Regions from separate parts of the Homo sapiens genome. Here region 2 is linked to region 1. Evidence: read pairs that join two places in POLR2A ChIA-PET (ENCODE). Cell type or tissue: MCF 10A. All regions are shown on one strand. Each heading gives the region's core, and the rest is flanking DNA. Links, peaks and the distances in the headings are about the cores only. Region 1 has its middle 15 kb from the start of PRDM12. Region 2 has its middle 49 kb from the start of FUBP3.

Region 1 (9,044 bases), core at 1,935-5,934:
CTTCCTTTTTTTTTTTTTTTTTTTTTTTTGAGAGGGAGTCTCTCTCTGTCATCCAGGCTGGAGTACTGTGGCATGATCTCGGCTCAGTGCAACCTTTGCCTCCCAGGTTCAAGCAATTCTCTTGCCTGAGCATCCTGAGTAGCTGGAATTACAGGCGCCCACCACTATGCGCTAATTTTTGTATTTTTAGTAGAGACGGGGTTGGCCAGGTTGGTCTCAAACTGGTTGGTCTCGAACTCCTGACCTCGTGATCCATCCACCTCGGCCTCCCGAAGTGCTTTGATTACAAGCTTGAGTCACCGCGCCTGGCCAAAGCTGTATTATTATTATTTTTATTTATTTATTTATTTATTTATTTATTTATTTTAATTTTTATTTTTTTGAGATGGAGTCTCGCTCTGTCGCCCAGGCTGGAGTGCAGTGGCACGATCTCGACTCACTGCAAGCTCCGCCCCCCGGGTTCATGCTATTCTTCTGCCTTAGCCTCCTGAGTTGCTGGGACTACAGGCGCCCGCCACCACGCCCGGCTAATTTTTTGTATTTTTAGTAGAGACCGGGTTTCACCGTGTTAGCCAGGATGGTCTTGATCTCCTGACCTTGTGATCCGCCCATCTCGGCCTCCCAACAAAACTGTCTTAATTATTGTACCTTTACAGTAAGTCCTTCAGCTTTGTTGTTCTTCAAGATTGTCTTGGCTACTCCCAGCCCTTTGCATTTCTATACAAATTTTAGAATCAGCTTGTCGATCTCCCAACCCCCATAAAAATATTTTAAATTTGCTGGGATTTTTACTGGGATTGCAATGAATCTATAGATCAATTTGGGAAGAACTGACAACCTAACAATGTTGTAGATTCTTTTGAATTTCCTGTTTTCACAGTCAGATCATTTATGAATAATGATGGTGTTATTTTTTTCTTCCCAATCCTTATGCCATTTGTTCTTTGTATTGCTTGACTACTCTGGCCAAGACCTTCAGTATCTTGTTGATTGAAAGCCATGAGAGTTGTCATTCTGGTCTTGTTTGTAGCCTCAGAGTGTATGTTTGGCATACAGTTTATCTGATAAGGAGGTTTTCTTCTGTTTCTAGTTTGCCAAGAGTTTTGTCATGAATAGGTAATGAATTGTTTCAGTACTTTCTTCTGCATCTGTAGAGATCATCTATGATTTATCTCCTTTTTCGCTTCAATGTAATGAATTACACTGATAGATTTTCAAATGTTAAACCAGCCTTGCATTCCTAGAATAAACCTCATAATGGTTGTAAAGGATTATCTATTTTATTGATAGATACATGGATAGATAGATAGATGATAGATAGATGATAGGTAGATAGATGATAGGTAGATAGATATAGTTGATAAGATATACATATTATATATATAATTGGTTTGGTTTACTAACTTTTTTATTAGGATTGTTATATATACATTCATGAAAACCACTGGTCTGTAATTTACACCACATTTAATCAATCTATATTAGTCTATTCTCACACTGCCACGAAGAACTACCTGAGACTGGGTAATCTACAAAGAAGAGAGGTTTAATTGACTCACAGTTCTGCAGGCTATACAGGAGGCACGACTGGGAAGCCTCAGGAAATTTATAATCATGGCAGAAGGCAAAGGGGAAGCAGGCACATCTTAGCGTGGCAGAGCGGGAGAGAGAGAGCAAGGCAGGAAGTGCCACACACTTTCTTTCTTTCTTTCTTTCTTTTTTAGACGAGGTTTTGCTCTTGTTGCCCAGGCTGGAGTGCAGTGGCGCCATCTTGGCTCACTGCAACCTCCGCCTCCCGGGTTCAAGTGTTTATCCTGCCTCAGCCTCCCGAGTAGCTGGGATTACAGGCATGTGCCACCACGCCTGGCTAATTTTTGTATTTTTAGTAGAGACGGGGTTTCTCCATGTTGGCCAGGCTGGTCTCAAACTGCCGACCTCAGGTGATCCGCCCGCCTCGGCCTCCCAAAGTGCTGGGATTACAGGTGTGAGCCACCGCACCCGGCCCAAATGCCACACACTTTCAAACCATCAGATATCATGAGAACTCACTCACTATGATGAGAACAGCAAGGGGGAAATCAGCCCCCGTGATCCAGTCATCTCCCACCAGGCCCCTCCTCAAATTCAACATGAGATTTGGCCAGGACAAAAATCCAAACCATATCACCATCGAAGATGCATAACAGGTCAACTTGTGCTACTACCTTAACTCATTTCTGAGCAGGTGTGTCCTCATTGCGCACATTGCCATTGCGGAATGTTCTAACACTGGTCTTTGAAGTCATGCCTGTGGGCATCGGCTCTTGTGCCCAAAAGTTCATTTCTCAGTTCATTACGGAATTCCATGCTCAGATGCCAGGCGAGGTTCAGCAAACAGATGGTCTCGCCATGACCAATCATGGTTCTCGTGCAGTTAAAACCCACAACTAGGCCAGGTGCGGCGGCTCGCACCTGTAATCCCAGCACTTTGGAAGGCCAAGGTGGATGGATCACCTGAGGTCAGGAGTTCAAGACCAGCCTGGCCAACATGATGAAATCCCATCTCTACTAAAAATACAAAAAAAAAAAAAAATTAGCCTGGCGTGGTGGCACGCACCTGTAGTCCCAGCTACACGGGAGGCTGAGGCAGGAGAATCACTTGAACCTGGGAGGTGGAGGTTGCAGTGAGCCAAGACCGAGACCCTGCACTCCAGCCTGAGCTACAGAGTAAGACTCCATCTCAAAAAAATAAAATAAAATAAGTACAGGCACGGTGCCTCACGCCTGTATTCCCAGCACTTTGGGAGGCCGAGGTGGGTGGATCACCTGAGGTCAGGAGTTCAAGACCAACCTGACCAACATGGTAAAACCCCGTCTCTACTAAAAATTCAAAGTTAGCCAGGCGTGGTGGCAGGTGCCTGTAATCCCAGTTACTCGGGAGGCTGAGGCAGAAGAATCGCTGCCTCAACTTCCGGGAGGTGGAAGTTGTGGTGAGCCGAGATCGTGCCATTGGACTCCAGCCTGGGCATCAAGAGTGAAACTCCGTCTCAAAAAATAAAAAAATAAAAAATAAAATAAAATCCAACTAATAGTGTTGAGGCACCAGCTGTACCCAAGGCATTGTGCTCAGCCCTGAGGGATGGGGCAAAGTCACTTCTCCCTGCATGGAGCTGATCTAGCAGAGGCACTTGTTTATATCTGGCAATGGTTAGTTAGCAATTCCACTTTATAATTTTATTTTTTAGTGATCCTCCTACCTCAGCCTCCCAGCAGCTGGAACTACAGGTGTACCACACCCAGCTATTTTTTTTTTTTTTTTTTTTTTTTTTGTAGAGACGAGGTCTCACCATGTTACCCAAGCTAGTCTTGAACTCCTGGTCTCAAGTGATCTTCCCATCTTGGCCTCCAAAAGAGTTGGTATTACAGGTGTAAGCTACCATGCCCTACCTAGCAATTCAACTTTGAGACAAAAAATTCTTCCTACCCTTTTTTTAAAAATCTTCTGAACCATTTTATTTTATTTTATTTTATTTTTTATTTTTTTTTTTAATTTTATTAAGGAGTCTCACTCTGTCACCCAGGCTGGAGTGCAGTGGTGCGATCTTGGCTCACTGCAACCTCTGCCTCCCAGGTTCAAGCGATTCTCTTGTCTCAGCCTCCCGAGTAGCTGGGACTACAGACGCGTGCCACCACGTCCAGCCAATTTTTTATTTTTAGTAGAGACAGGGTTTCACCATGTTGGCCAGGATGGTCTCGATCTCTTGACCTTGTGATCCTGATTCAAACAAATAAGCAGTTGTCAATGATGACAGTTTTTGAACTGCTTACCTTGTTGTTTTGCATACACTGTAATACAACTGGTTCAGGCTGGGCGCGCTGGCTCACACCTGTAATCCCAACACTTTGGGAGGCTGAGGCAGGAGGATCACCTGAGCTCAGGAGTTTGAGATCAGCCTGGCCAACATGGTGAAACCCTGTCTCTACTAAAAATACAGAAATTAGCAGGGTGTGAGGCTGGGCATGGTGGCTCATGCCTGTACTCCCAGCACTTTGGGAGGCCGAGGCAGGCAGATCACTTGAGGTCAAGAGTTTGAGACCAGCCTGGCCAACATGGTGAAACCTCGTCTGTACTAAAAATACAGAAATTTGCTGGGCTTGGTGGAGGATGCCTGTAATACCCGCTACTCAGGAGACTGTGGCAGGAGAATCACTTGAACCCGGGAGGCAGAGGTTGCAGTGAGCCGAGATAATGCCACTGCACTCCAGTCTAGGCAACAGAGTGAAACTCCATCTCAAAAAAAAAAAAAAAAACCTACAAAAATTAGCCAGGCGTAGGGGCACGCACCTGTAGTCCCGGCTACTCAAGAGGCTGAGGTGGGAGAATCACTTGAGCCCAGGAGTTGGAGGTTGCAGTGAGCCGAGATCATGCCACTGCACTCCAGCCTGGGTGGACTGAGCGAGACTCCATCCAAAAAAAAAAAAAGAAGAAGAAGAAGAAATAAATGCCACTTGTGCTTGTATCTGATCTCTTTGGCTTTCTGCAGTTTGAATATATTGTGGCTGGGTGTGGATTCTGTGTGTGTGTTTGTTTTTTATTTGTTTTGCTTTGTGTGTACGTGTGTGTGTGTGGTGTGTGTGTTTCTGTTTCTGGTATTTTTGTTGTGATTATTTGTTGCTATTTATCCAGATTGGTGTTCTCTGAGTTTCCTGGACCTGTGCTTATCTGCCTGTCATTAATTTTTTTATTTTTTTATTTTTGTAAGGCAGAGTCTTGCTCTGTCACCCAGGCTGGAGTGCAATGGGCAACATGGCGAAACCCCATCTCTGCAAAAAGTACTACAAAATTAGCCGGGCGTGGTGGCGCGTGCTTGCAGTCCCAAATACTTGGGAGGCTAAAGTAGGAGGATTGCTTGAGCCTGGGAGGCCAAGGTTGCAATGAGCCGAGATCGTGCCACTGTACTCCAGCCTGAAAAACAAAACAAAACAAAACAAAAAAACTTGAAAGTCACCACTTTCATTATTTCATTATTAAAATTAAAAAGAAAAAAAAAACGGCCGGGCGCAGTGGCTCACACTTGTAATCCCAGCACTTTGGGAGGTCAAGGCGGGCGGATCACGAGGTCAGGAGATCGAGACCAGCCTGGCTAACACGGTGAAACTCCGTCTCTATTAAAAATACAAAAAAAAATTAGCCGGGGGTGGTGGTGGGCGCCTGTTGTCCCAGCTACTCCGGAGGCTGAGGCAGGAGAATGGCGTGAACCCGGGAGGCGGAGCTTGCAGTGAGCCGAGATGGTGCCACTATACTCCAGCCTGGGCAACAGAGCGAGACTCCATCTCAAAAAAAAAAAAAAAAAAAAATTAACTTGGACAAACTGAAAATCAATGACTTTTCTTGCAGTTGAAACTTTTCTTGAAGTTCTCTGAGGTTTCAGAGAACTGAGTTTGCAAAGGCAAAGCTCCACCCAAGTCAGGAGAGACAGGAGAACCTGGAGAATCCCAGCGACATCTGTGGACCAGGAGCAGAAGCCACGGGAGCCCTAAGTGGGAACACAGATGGGAACTCGGATGAATTGCTAGAGGCTGAGTGTGGACTGGCATCAGAGGGACAAAGTCCTAGAGTCTTCAGTCTAGGGGGTCCCCCACACTTTCATGGGTTTCCCTCCAGGAATCCCACTTGATTCTGTCGAAGAAAGATCCTGGGCCGGGCACGATGGCTCATGCCTGTAATCCCAGCACTTTGGGAGGCCAAGGCGGGCGGATCACGAGGTCAAGACATTGAGACCATCCTGACCAACATGGTGAAACCCCGTCTCTACTAAAAATACAAAAATTAGCTGGACATGGTGGTGCGCACCTGTAGTCCCAGCTACTCGGGAGGCTGAGGCAGGAGAATCGCTTGAACCCGGGAGGTGGAGCTTGCAGTGAGCCGAGATCACTCCAGCCTGAAGACAGAGCTAGACTCTGTCTCAAAAAAAAAAAAAAAAAAAAAAAATCCCACAGGCTCTCGCTGGGGTGGGTGTAGAGATCCTTGTGAAACACTCAAAGCCTTCTAGCCAAGGCCCCATTCCAGGGGGAAGAGCTTTGCCAGAGCCTATCCCAGGTAGGGGAATGGAATTCTCCTTCCAGCCCCCTCCAGCCCCTTCCAGGCTTCGCAAAGAACAAGCACAGTGCTCAGGAGCCAGGCTGCAAGGAATTAGGTCGGGAAGGAACCTGAGCCAGAGAAGGTAGTAAGTGGCAGGGGGGAAAAGTGACACCCCTGCAGGGATACTTGTGAATGTCACAGCCCCAAGACCCAGGACCAAGACAGGACTGACGACAGAATGTTCCCTCTCTCCCACACCTCACCACACCCACAAGCTGCGGTACCATCATGGGAGTCACAGGCGACAGAACTCAAGGCTCAGACCTCCCAAAGTCAGGAGGGAGACAACAATGAGGACAGTAGAAGACGTGGAGCCTCTGGCACCTGCAGCCGCAGCAAACACCTAACACTGCCCAGCTCCTAGAAAGAGGATAATACAGCCTCGGCCGGACGCAGTGGCTCGCGCCTGAAATCGCAGCACTTTGGGAGGCCGAGGTGGGTGGTCGCTTGAGCCCAGGAGTTCAAGACCAACCTGGGCAACATGGCGAAACCCCATCTCTACAAAAACTACAAAAAAAAAATAGCTGAGCCTGGTGGCACGTGCCTGTAGTCCCAGCTACTCGGAAGGCTGAGGTAGGAGGATCACCTGAGTCTGGGAGTTAGAGGCTACAGTGAGCCTTGATCATGCCACTGCACCCCAGCCTGGGCACCACAGCAAGACCCTGTCTCAAAAAATTTAAATAAATAAATATAAAATATAAAAGAGCTTTCCTTTCGCTGCTGCAGCCGCAGCCATGAGTATGCTCACACCTCAGAAGAGGCTCATCTCTAGTGTCCTCCACTGTGGCGAGAAGAAGGTCTGGTTGGACCCGATGAGACCAATGAAATCCCCAATGCCAACTTCCGTCAGCAGATCCGGAAGCTGATCAAAGATGGGCTGATCTTGCGTCACCGCAAGCCTGTGACGGTCCATTCCCGGGCTCAATGCTGGAAAAGCACCTTGGCCCGCCGGAAGGGCAGGCACTTGGGCATAGGTAAGCGGAGGGGTACAGCCAATGCCTGAATGCCAGAGAAGGTCACGTGGATGAGGAGACTGAGGATTCTGCGCCGGCTGCTCAGAATCGAAGAAGATTGATCGCCACATGTATCACAGCCTGTACCTGAAGTTGAAGGGGAATGTGTTCAAACACAAGCGGATTCTCACGGAACACAGCCACAAGCTGAAGGCAGACAAAGCCCGCAAGAAGCCCCTGGCTGACCAGGCTGAGGCCCGCGGGTCTAAGACCAAGGAAGCACGCAAGCTCCGTGAAGAGCACCTCCAGACCAAGAAGGAAGAGATCATCAAGACTTTGTCCCAGGAGGAAAAGGCCAAGAAATAAAAGCTCCCCCTTTGTCTGTTATTACATGGATCAGCTCCCTCCGTTATTACATGGATCAGCCATTAAAATAAAACAAGCCTTTAAAATAAATAAATAAATAAATATAAAATGAAATATACCCTCCTCACACTAAAGGCCTCTTGACCTTAGTTCCTGTTATCTGATACAGTGTGTCTGGATTTCAACAAAAAATTGCAAGGCATGACAAAAGGCAACAAAAAAACACAATCTCAGCTGGGCACCAAGGCTCACGCCTGTAATCCCAGCACTTTGGGAGGCCGAGGCGGGCAGATCACCTAGGTCAGGAGTTCGAGATCAGCCTGGCCAACATGATGAAACCCCGTCTCTACTAAAAATACAACAATTAGCCAGGCGTGGTGGCGCATGCCTGTAATCCCAGCTACTCGGGAGGCTGAGGCAGGAGAATCGCTTGAACCCAGGAGATGGAGGTTGTGGTGAGCCAAGATCACGCCATTGCACTCCAGCCTGGGTGACAAGAGCAAAATTCCATCTCAAAAAAACAAAAAAAAACAAAAAACATGCTTTTGAGACCTATCCTCCCCCATAAAAATCTGTGGCTGTGAAAGTGCAGTTCCTCCCTGTGTGGTGTTGGGGGGGCTCTAAGCACCCCTCTAAGGGAGCTCTGGGGAACAAAAGGACATCCTGCCCAGCTAGACAACAAGAATGAGAGGGTTTCTCCCTCGAAATTCCATGGAAAGCAGGAGCTGGAGGTTGCAATGGGCTATGATGGCACCACCGCTCACCAGCCTTCGTGACAGAGCCCGACCCTGTCTTAAAAACAAAATGAAACAAAACTAAACTTTTGCCAGACATAATGGCTCATGCCTGTAATCCCAGTACTTTGGGAGGCTGAAGCAGCAGGATCACTTGAGGCTAGGAGTTTGAGACCAGCCTGAGTAAAACAGGGAGACCCCAACACTACAAGAATAAGTTTAAAAATTAGCCGGGTGTGGTGGCATGTACTTGCGGTCACAGCTATTCAGGAGGCTGAGACTGGAAGATGGCTTGGGCCCGGAAGGTCAAGGCTGCACTGAGCCATGATCACACCACTGCACTCTAGCCTGGGTAATAGAGCGAGAGTCTGTCTTTAAAAAAAGAAAAGACAACGTAGTGCCTATAGCTGATAATACCATATTGTACACTAAAAAACGTAAGAGAGCAGATGTCAAGTGTTCTTACCAGCGTCCCCCCACCACCAGCCCCTGGCACACACACATGGGAGCAAGGGGAAGCTTTTGGAGGTGATGAATGTTTATTACTGTGATTGCAGTGATGGTTTCGGGGTGTACGCATATGTTCAAACTCAGCAAATTGTATGCATTAGATATGTGCAGCTTATTATATATTAATTACACCTCAATGAAGCTATTTTAAAAATAAAAATTAGGGCCAGGCACGGTGGCTCACACCTGTAATCCCAGCACTTTGGGAGGCCGAGGTGGGCGGATCACGCAGTCAAGAGATTGAGACCATCCTGGGTAACACCATGAAACCCCGTCTCTACTAAAAATGCAAAAAATGAGCCGGGTGTGGTGGCGGGCGCCTGTAGTCCCAGCTACTCAGGAGGCTGAGGCAGGAGAATG
Region 2 (9,044 bases), core at 2,147-6,146, 120 kb before region 1:
GGGATTCGAACCCAGATCTGTGACTCCGGGCCCTGCGGGCAAGTGCCTAGGAAGATGGTGGGGGCCCGTGAGGAATCATCGCAACCAAACCAGCTTCCCTTCTGGCCCCGCACTGAAGCCATGTGAGCTTTCTGGAACACAATTGCATGTTATTCCTCCCTCTCTTGCCTGAGCTGAAAGCTTCCTGGGGCTCTTTAAAGTGTGACGCTGGTCCCTGGCCACCTCTGGAGCCCTGTCCCCACCTGTCTGGACTCCCTTTGGATTTTGTCCCTCAGCTAGACTGACCCATTTGCAGTCCCTCAAAAGCTCTGCCACCTGCAAACCGGGCCACCTGGGCCCAGGCTGAGCCCAGTCTTCCCCACCATCAAAGTCTGCACCCGCAAGGACAGAACATGCAGCGCGTACGGTGCACACTGTAAAGTGCGGTGCCCCCGCTACATGACGACAAGGGAGAGCAGATCAAACCCAGCCTGGCTGCAGCTGGCGAACGCTAAGAATCCAGCCGCTCAGACCGTGGTCTCTCACTTCCCTGGCATGCCCTTCACTGCCTCCTCCCGCCCCGTCCTCACTGTCCCCACTGTCCCCAGGGGAGGCAGGTCCACCCTCAGATTTACCAGGGCATGTTAAGACACAGTTTGAAGCCATCTCCGAGGTCATGAGGTCATGGCAGTTTCCCATCGATCTATTTGTCCCTCCCTTGCCTGACGCCCTTTGCCCCCATGGGCCCCCAGAGCCATATCAAACTTCAGCAGTTTCTCCCAAGGTCCAAGGAGCCAAAACACAGGGCAGGGCCTTAAAACACAGCCAGCGGGCGATTTACCAGCTGGGCTGCCCAACCCCTGACCTCCGGAGGAGATGTAATGCATCTCCCTGGTTTAGCCGGATCAATGGTGCTGTGAAAAACAGCCCCATGTGGGCCAGTTGGGACAGGAGGGAGACACCCCTGCCGCCAGAAATCCCACCCGGACAGCCGCGGAGTCAGCCTCCGTGCACACGCACGGCCCCAGGACCTCGCTGGGCTCGCCGACTGTCTCAGGCAGGAGCTGGGATTGCTGAGACCAGCCCCTAGAATTCGGATGGGGAAACTGAGGCTGGGGGGCTTCTCAAGGTCACAGAGTAAGTTCAAGGAAGCCTCCAGTTTCCCCAGGGGGAACTCTCCCTGCTCAGCTTCGGCCTTCTCCTGTGGGCGAAGGTGGCAGTGGCCAGCCAGTCTGGTGGGGCAGTCGTGGTATTGGGGGTATCATAGGTCCCTGGAAGGCCAAGCTTGGCTGTCCCACAGCCTCTGGGCAGGACCAGTGGACCCAGTGTGCCTCCAAGGTGGGACTTCCTGCCTTTGACTCTGTGTGGGGCAGAAACTCCACCTTCAACAGAGTGTCCTGCCTGAGTCACAACATCCCAACGAGGGCAGAGGCCAGAGGCAGCAAGCCACCCCATGCTGGGACCCCCTTGCTCCCCAGAAAGCACAGTAGCCCATATTTAGGGAGGAAGGTTAACAAGAGCAGGAGGGCTCTGCTTCCAAATTCTCCTCGGTCCTCGTGTGACCCTCTACCCCTAGCCTGAGCCAGCAGGAAGAGCAGGCGGCTCTACAGCCTCCCGCCTTCAAGCAGGGGCCATAGACCCACAGGGGCCCCTGGGAGCTCACTAGAAAGGCAGAATCTGGGCCCCTTTGCTCCAGACCTACTGACCACAGTCTGCATTTTAACAGCTGATACATGCGCGCGCCAAGGCTGAGAGTGCTGGTGTTTAGAACCTCCCGGAGTGAAATGAGAAGGGGCGAGTGTGCATGTGTGTGTTAAGATCTTTACCCTAAAGAAAGGGCCTGAGATGAGGAGGGAAGGTGGGAAGGGAGTTAGGTAAAAAGGAAGGTAGAATGGAAGGGAGGAAAAAAAAGATACCCTCCAGATGTCCAAAAAGTATCTGAAGTAACTTCATTCACCTCCCATTCCTTCACTGCATATTTATTGAGCATCAGAGACATGCTAAGCACTGAGCTGAGCGCTGGGGTAGAGCAGCGAGCAAAATGGGCGAGACCTCAGCCCCATGCGCCCCACCACCCCACAGCTTACGGTCTCAAGCTGTGCTGTCCGGAACAGTAGCCCCACCACGTGTGAGCGCGTGAACTGTGGCCGGTCCCCATTGAGATGCGCTGTGAGTGTTAAATACACACTGGATTTCAAAGACAGTGCAAACTGGCCAGGCGCAGTGGCTCACACCAGTAATCCCAACACTTTGGGAGGCCGAGGCAGGAGGATTTCCTAAGCTCAGAAGTTTCAGACCAGCCTGAGCAACATGGCAAAACTCTGCCTCTACAAAAATACAAACATCAGCCCGGCCTGTACTCCCAGCTACTCGGGAGGCTGAGGTGAGAGGATCACGTGAGCCCAGGAGGTCGAGGCTGCAGTGAGCTATGATCACACTGCCACTGCACTCCAGCCTGGGTAACAGAGCAAGACCCTGTCTCAAAAAACAGTGCAAGCAAAAGAATGTAAAATATCTCAATTTTAAAAATATTCACTACATGCCGACATGATCATACTGTGAATATATTGCATTAAACAAATTCACGTATTTCTTTTTTTTTTAATGCAGCTACTAGAAAACTTTCAATTATGAGGCTTACATTTCTGTTGTACAACACTGCTCTAGAGGATGAGACAGAAAACAAACTAATAAGCAAACAAAAAGTTACAAGCAAACAAAAATGTAAGAAGATTACATGTGATGAAAAGCCCTGGGAAGGAAACCAGCAGGATGAGATGCAGGACTGGAGATGAGGAGCGAGGTCTCTTCAAATAAAGACATATGAGCTGGCACAGTGGCTCACACCTGTAATCCCAGCACTTTGGGAGGCTGAGGCGGGGGGATCACTTGAGCCCAGAAGTTTGAGACTAACCTGGGCAAATGGCGAGACCCCATCTCTACAAAAAATTTAAAAATTATCCAGGTGTGGTGGCATGCACCTGTAGTCCCAGTTACTTAGGAGGCTGAAGTGGAAGGATCACTTTAGCCTGGGTGTAAGTTACATATAGTCAACTGCACAAATCTGAACTGCACCTCAGGAGTGTTCCATGCCGCTCCCAGTCACTATGGCTGTGGTGGTGCATTAGCTACCTATTGCTTCAAACAACACACGTTGATCATCTCACAGTGGCTGTGGCTCGGGAGTCTGGGCACAGTTGAATGGGTCTTGTCTTCAGGGTCTCATCAGGCTGCAGTCAACAGACACACACACGCACATACGCACACTCCCCACTTCTCATTTCACTCCGGGAGGTTCTAAACACCAGCACTCCCAACCTTGGCATGCACATGGATCAGCTGTTGAAATGCAGTCAAGGTGTCAGCCGGGCTGCATCTTCTTTCAGAGCTCAGGTCGTCTTCCAAGGTCTTGCATTGGTCGGCAGAATTCAGTTCCTTGCACCAGTAGAACTGAGCTCCCTGTTTTCTGGCTGGCTGTCAGCCAGTGGCCCCCTGGTGCCACGTGGCCATCTCTAAGGCAGTTCACACCATAGAAGCTTGCTTCTGCAAGTCTCTCTTCAGCTTTTTTTGTTTGTTTCATTTTCTTTGAGATGGAGTCTCGCTCTGTCACCCAGGCTGGAGTGCAGTGGCGTGATCTCAGCTCACTGCAATCTTAGTCTCCAGGGCTCAAGGGATCCTCCCACCTCAGCCTCCCAAGTAGCTGGGATTACAGGCATGCACCACCACGCCAGACTAATTTTTGTATTTTGGTAGAGATGGGGTTTCGCCATGTTGTCCAGGCTGGTCTCAAACTCCTGGACTCAAGTGATTCACCCACCTCAGCCTCCCAAAGTGCTGGGATTACAGGCGTGAGCCACTGGGCCCAGACTTAAGGTTTTACCTAATTAAGTCCAGCCTAACCCTTTCAATGAACTCAAAATGAACTGCCTTGAGATCTAAATTACACCTGCAAAACTCCTTCAGCTTTATCATCTCAGCCAAAAGCACATCCCTAGTCCCACCCACAGTCAAAAGGAGGGGTTACAAAGAGTGTACATACCAAAGGTTAAAAATCAGTGGGAGTCAGCCAGGGATGGTGGCTCATGCCTACAGTCCTAGCTACTTGGGAGGCTGAGGCGGGAGGATCTCTTGAGCCCAGGAGTTCAAGACCAGCCTGGGCAACATAGCAAGACTCCATTCTTTTAAACAAAAATTACAGGGGTCACTTTAGGGTCTGTCTGCCACAAATGGTAATGACAATTCTAACCTCTTCAACCCCAATTAAAAATTAATCATTTACTAAAAACTTACGAATTCATTAATTAATTGTGTCAGACTCCTTTTATCTTTTTTCTTTTTTCTTTTTTTTTTTTTGAGATGGAGTCTCGCTCTGTCACCCAGGCTGGAGTGCTGTGGTGCGATCTCAGCTCACTGCAACCTCTGCCTCCCGGGTTCAAGCGATTCTTCTGCCTCAGCCTCCTGAGTATCTGGGATTACAGGCACAGCCACCATGCCCGGCTAATTTTTGTATTTTTGGTAAAGATGGGGTTTTACCATGTTGACCAGGCTAGTCTCAAACTCCTGATCTCAAATGACCCGCCCGCCTAGGCCTCCCAAAGTGCTGGGATCACAGGCATGAGCCGCCGCGCCCGGCCTGCATCATATTTCATTATGGGAATGCACCACGATTTATTTCACAACTTCTGTTGACAGATATTTGGGTTGCTCCCAGTTTCTGGCTATTGAAATAGAGCTGCTAGCACGTGGGATTCTGGATCAGATTTTAGACAATCCAAAGACATTAATGAAAAAACTGATGAAATCAAAGTCTGTAGTTTAATTAGTAATATTGCACCCATGTTAATTTCTTAGTTTTGACAAATGGGCCATGGTTATAGAAGATGTTAACTGTAGAAGAAAGTGAATGATGAGTATACAGGGGCTCTCGGCACTATCCTTGCAACTTTTCTATAAAGCTAAAATTATTCTGGGCCCAGGCGTGGTGGCTCACATCTGTAATCCCAGCACTTTAGGAGCCAAGGTTGGAAGATCACTTGAGGCCAGGAGTTCAAGGCCAGCTTGGTCAACAGAGGGAGACCCTGTCTGTACAGAACAAATAATAATAAAAATAATTCCAAAATAAAAATTTTTATAAAAATAAGTAAATAAAGCTAATAGCAAACATCTGCTACAGGCCACGGAGGAGTAGTGGGTATACAACTAGCCCTTGATGGAATCTATGAGGCTACTCTGTTCGGTGCAAGACCATAGATTCAGACTGTGCAAGACCACAATCCCTGAGAGAAGGGAAACCCATGAAGTGAGCCCCACAATCACCAGATCTCTGCCTGGGGCCAATTTCCCAGCCACAGACCAGAGAGCAGGGATCCAAGCTGCAGTCATCCTGCTGAGCTGGGAGGCAGAGATAAGGACACGGAGCTACTGAGGCCGCAGGGTCTGCAGGGCTGGAGGAAAGGATGATGCCAGGGCTGGGTTTCTTTTTTTTTTTCCTTTCTTTCTTTCTTTCTTTCTTTTTTTTTTTTTTTTTTTTGAGACAGAGTTTCGCTCTTGTTGCCCAGGCTGGAGTGCAATGGCGCGATCTCGGCTCACCGTAACCTCCACCTCCAGGATACAAGCAATTCTCCTGCCTCAGCCTCCCGAGTAGCTGGGATTACAGGTATGTGCCACCACATTCAGCTAATTTTGTAATTTTTAATAAAGACGGGGCTTCTCCATGCTAGTCAAGCTGGTCTCGAACTCCCAACCTCAGGTGATCCACCCACCTCGGCCTCCTAACGTGCTAGGATTACAGATGTGAGCCACCATACCTGGATCTTTTTTTTTTTTTTTTTTTTTTTTTTTTTTGAGACAGAGTCTTGCTCTGTCACCCAGGCTGGAATGCAGTGGCACCATCCCAGCTCACTGCAACCTCCGCCTCCCAGGTTCAGGCGATTCTCCTGCCTCAGCCTCCCAAGAAGCTGGGACTATAGGCATGTGCCAAACCTGGCTAATTTTTGGATTTTTAGTAGAGATAGGGTTTTGTTATGCTGGCCAGTCTGGATTCAAACGCCTGAGCTCAGGCAATCCGCCCACCTTGGCCTACCAAAGTGGTAGGATTACAGGCATGAGCCAGCATGCCCAGCCTCAGGCTGGGTTTCTAAGCAAGTCTTTGACTATGGCCTGGGGGGCACACACTCAGGACAAGACGACTTGAGGCTTTCCAGAGAGCAGCTGCTGTGAGTGCAGTGTGGGACCAGATCCTTGAAGACCCCCTGGGGGAAAAGAGGCGGGATGGCAGAGGAAAGGGTGGGAGCGGATCACACAGGTCCCTGAGGGCTGAGAGGAGGGTTTGGCTTTTGCTCCAAGCAAAGTGAAGACACCAAATGGTTTGGGCAGAGGAGTGCCCTGCCCTGCCATTGATAAAGGGCCCCGCTGGCTGCTGAGTGAAGAGCCTGTTAGATCTGTGGTGGGGGCTCGGGTCAGAGCCGAGGGTGGAGGTGGCTGTCAGTGTCAGAGCGGAAGCCACTCCAAAGGTGGAGCCCATCAACTGGACCTGGGGGTGGGAGGAAGACAGGAGCCAGGAGGGCTCCAAAGTTCTGGCCTGTTGATTTCCGAGACACTTGGCTTTTCCTTTTTTCTCCTTTTGAAAACCAGTTAATAGACGCTTGGCTTTTTCTTACAGCAGGTGTGCATTACCATTGCAATGAGAAAACCCCAAAAAGACATACCTTTTACTGGAGGGGGAGAAGGCATTCTCCATGTTGAAAGCATTCTCCACTCCTTTCCCGAGGGGAGCCATGAAGGAGACACGCGTCTTTCCCAGGTGCCCCCCATTGCCCAGTGGTCTGCCCCGTCTGCTGCACAAGGTTTGTCTCTGTCTCTTGCTCCTTCTTCCCGCTATGTGTGTCCCTCCTGTCCTCCAGCCCCTGAACAGGTGCTGCAGGGATGGACAATGGGGAAGAGCCAGCACTGGGGCTGGGTGGGGGTGGATGAGGGGTGCAAGAAGTTCAATGAAAGACTTGCCTTTGGTTAAAACAAATTTTTTTTTTTAAAAGAGCATCTTTCTCCCCTATCCGAGCAAGGATGGCCTTTGGGACCACCAATGCTTGTGACTACGACTTGCAGAACAGAGACCTCTCTTGGTCTCACTCCTGCGCCCAGCCTCTTGTGGCCTCACTGGCCCTGGCTGTGGTCCCTCCTGCCCCTCAGGGGTCCCTTCCCACCTCAGAACCTTCCTTTTTTTTTTTTAGACGGAGTCTTGCTCTGTCGCCCAGGCTGGAATGCAGTGGCGCCATCTCGGCTTACAGCAACCTCCACTTCCCGGGTTCAAGAGATTCTCCTGCCTCACCCTCCTGAGTACCTGGGATTACAGGCGTGTGCCACCATACACCGCTAATTTTTTTTTCATATTTTTAGTAGAAACAGGGTGGCCGGGTGCGGTGGCTCAAGCCTGTAATCCCAATACTTTGGGAGGCCGAGGCAGGCAGATCACGAGGTCAAGAGATTGAGACCATCCTGGCCAACATGGTGAAACCCCGTCTCTACTAAAAATACAAAAATTAACTGGGCGTGAAGGCGCGCGCCTGTAGTCCCAGCTACTTGGGAAGCTCAGGGAGGAGAATCACTTGAACCCAGGAGGCAGAGGCTTCAGTGAGCCGAGATCGCGCCACTGCACTCCAGCCTGGCAACAGAGCGAGACTCCACTCCGTCTCAAAAAAAAAAAAAAAAAGAAAAAGAAACAGAGTTTCATCATATTGTCCAAACTGGTCTCAAACTCCTGACCTCAAGTGATCTGCTCACTCGGCCTCCAAAAGTGCTGGGATTACAGGTGAGAGCCATTGCCTGGATGTCCCAGAACCTTCTCCCTGTTCTGTTACCCAGACTCCTCCTTTCCCTCTCTCTCTGCCCACCTGGGGCTCGGCCTCCTTCAGGGCTCAGTGTTCCGGGGCCCCTCATCCCCCTCCCCCAACAGTCTCCCCACCCATAGGGTCTCTGCCTCCAGGAGACCTCCAGACCTTCCAGCCAGCGTGAGGCCTGTTACAGGCTTGTGTGACTTCCCCTCAGAGCAGTGTCAAGGCTGTAATGAATGATGATTTCTGGGATTTTTCATTCACTGTCTATCCCCCGTGCTAACCTGGGAGCTTCTCGTTCACCTCAGTATTCTCAGCCCCTAGCAGAAGACCTAACCCATAACTGATGCTCAAAAGATACTTATTAAATCAAATGATATATAACTCAGACAGAGATGAGTACATCTGAACAAGTGGCGCCCAGGAGCTAGCACGCAGAATGGGCTTTGAAAGTGGATACAATTTCACTAAGTGAAGATGGAAGAATGGAGGTTTCCAGGGGGGAGAGCTCACCATGAACGAAGAAAGGGAAGCAGGAAAGTGTGTGTCAACTTCAGTGCCCGGAAGTGCATGCACAGCAAAAAACAAATATTTTTAACCTTTTTACAAAAAATACTGGGAGTCTCTCTCAACCTATTCTGGTCTGGGGGCTGCCCAATTCATGAATCACCAGAATAAGTAAATAAATGTATAAATAAAATACTTATGGCAGGGTGTGGTGGCTCACACCTGTAATCCCAGCACTTTGAGAGGCCGAGGCAGACAGATCACTTGAGGTCAGGAGTTTGAGACCAGCCTAGCTAACATGGGGAAACCCTATCTCTACTAAAAATACAAAACTTAGCTGGGTGGGGTGGCACATGTCTGTTATCTCAGCTACTCAGGAGGCTGAGGCAGGAGAATCACTTGAACCTGGGAGGTGAGGCCGCAGTGAGCCCAGATCATGCCACTGCATTCCAGCCTGGGCAACAGAGTGAGACTCTGTCTCAAAAAAAAAAAAAAAAAAAAAAAGACAAAAACTTACCAAACGAATGACTATTTGGAAGGGTGGATGGACGGACAAGCAGATGGGCAACAGGTTAAAGCAAAGCTCCTCCTTTTAAGGAAACAGAAACCGAGGGCTGGAGAGAAAGGGGGCTCCTGAAGATGACTGCGTTGCATTGAGGCAAAAGGAAAGCCGTTGTACCTTCAGACCATCTCTCGCCATCCACCCTGCGTGACCATTGCCTACGCCAG

Evidence for each region. Peaks named below come from ENCODE experiments on the same cell type or tissue, not always from the same donor. Only the 100,000 strongest peaks of a DNase experiment are listed, where the experiment ranks them.
Region 2: POLR2A ChIA-PET joins it to region 1 with 5 read pairs; 2 of 35 experiments call an interaction of 5 or more read pairs at or near these places.

The regions. Positions count from the first base shown.
Region 1 is chr9:130,644,944-130,653,987 of GRCh38, forward strand. It overlaps the pseudogene RPL19P15. Among named protein-coding and RNA genes, the nearest start is that of PRDM12, 15 kb to the right of the region's middle. In MCF 10A, for the core only: no CTCF peak of the experiment used is centred there; no DNase peak of the experiment used is centred there.
Region 2 is chr9:130,526,495-130,535,538 of GRCh38, forward strand. No RefSeq gene overlaps it. Among named protein-coding and RNA genes, the nearest start is that of FUBP3, 49 kb to the right of the region's middle. RefSeq lists enhancers at 1-267, 1,032-1,532. In MCF 10A, for the core only: no CTCF peak of the experiment used is centred there; a DNase peak (open chromatin) is centred at 4,647.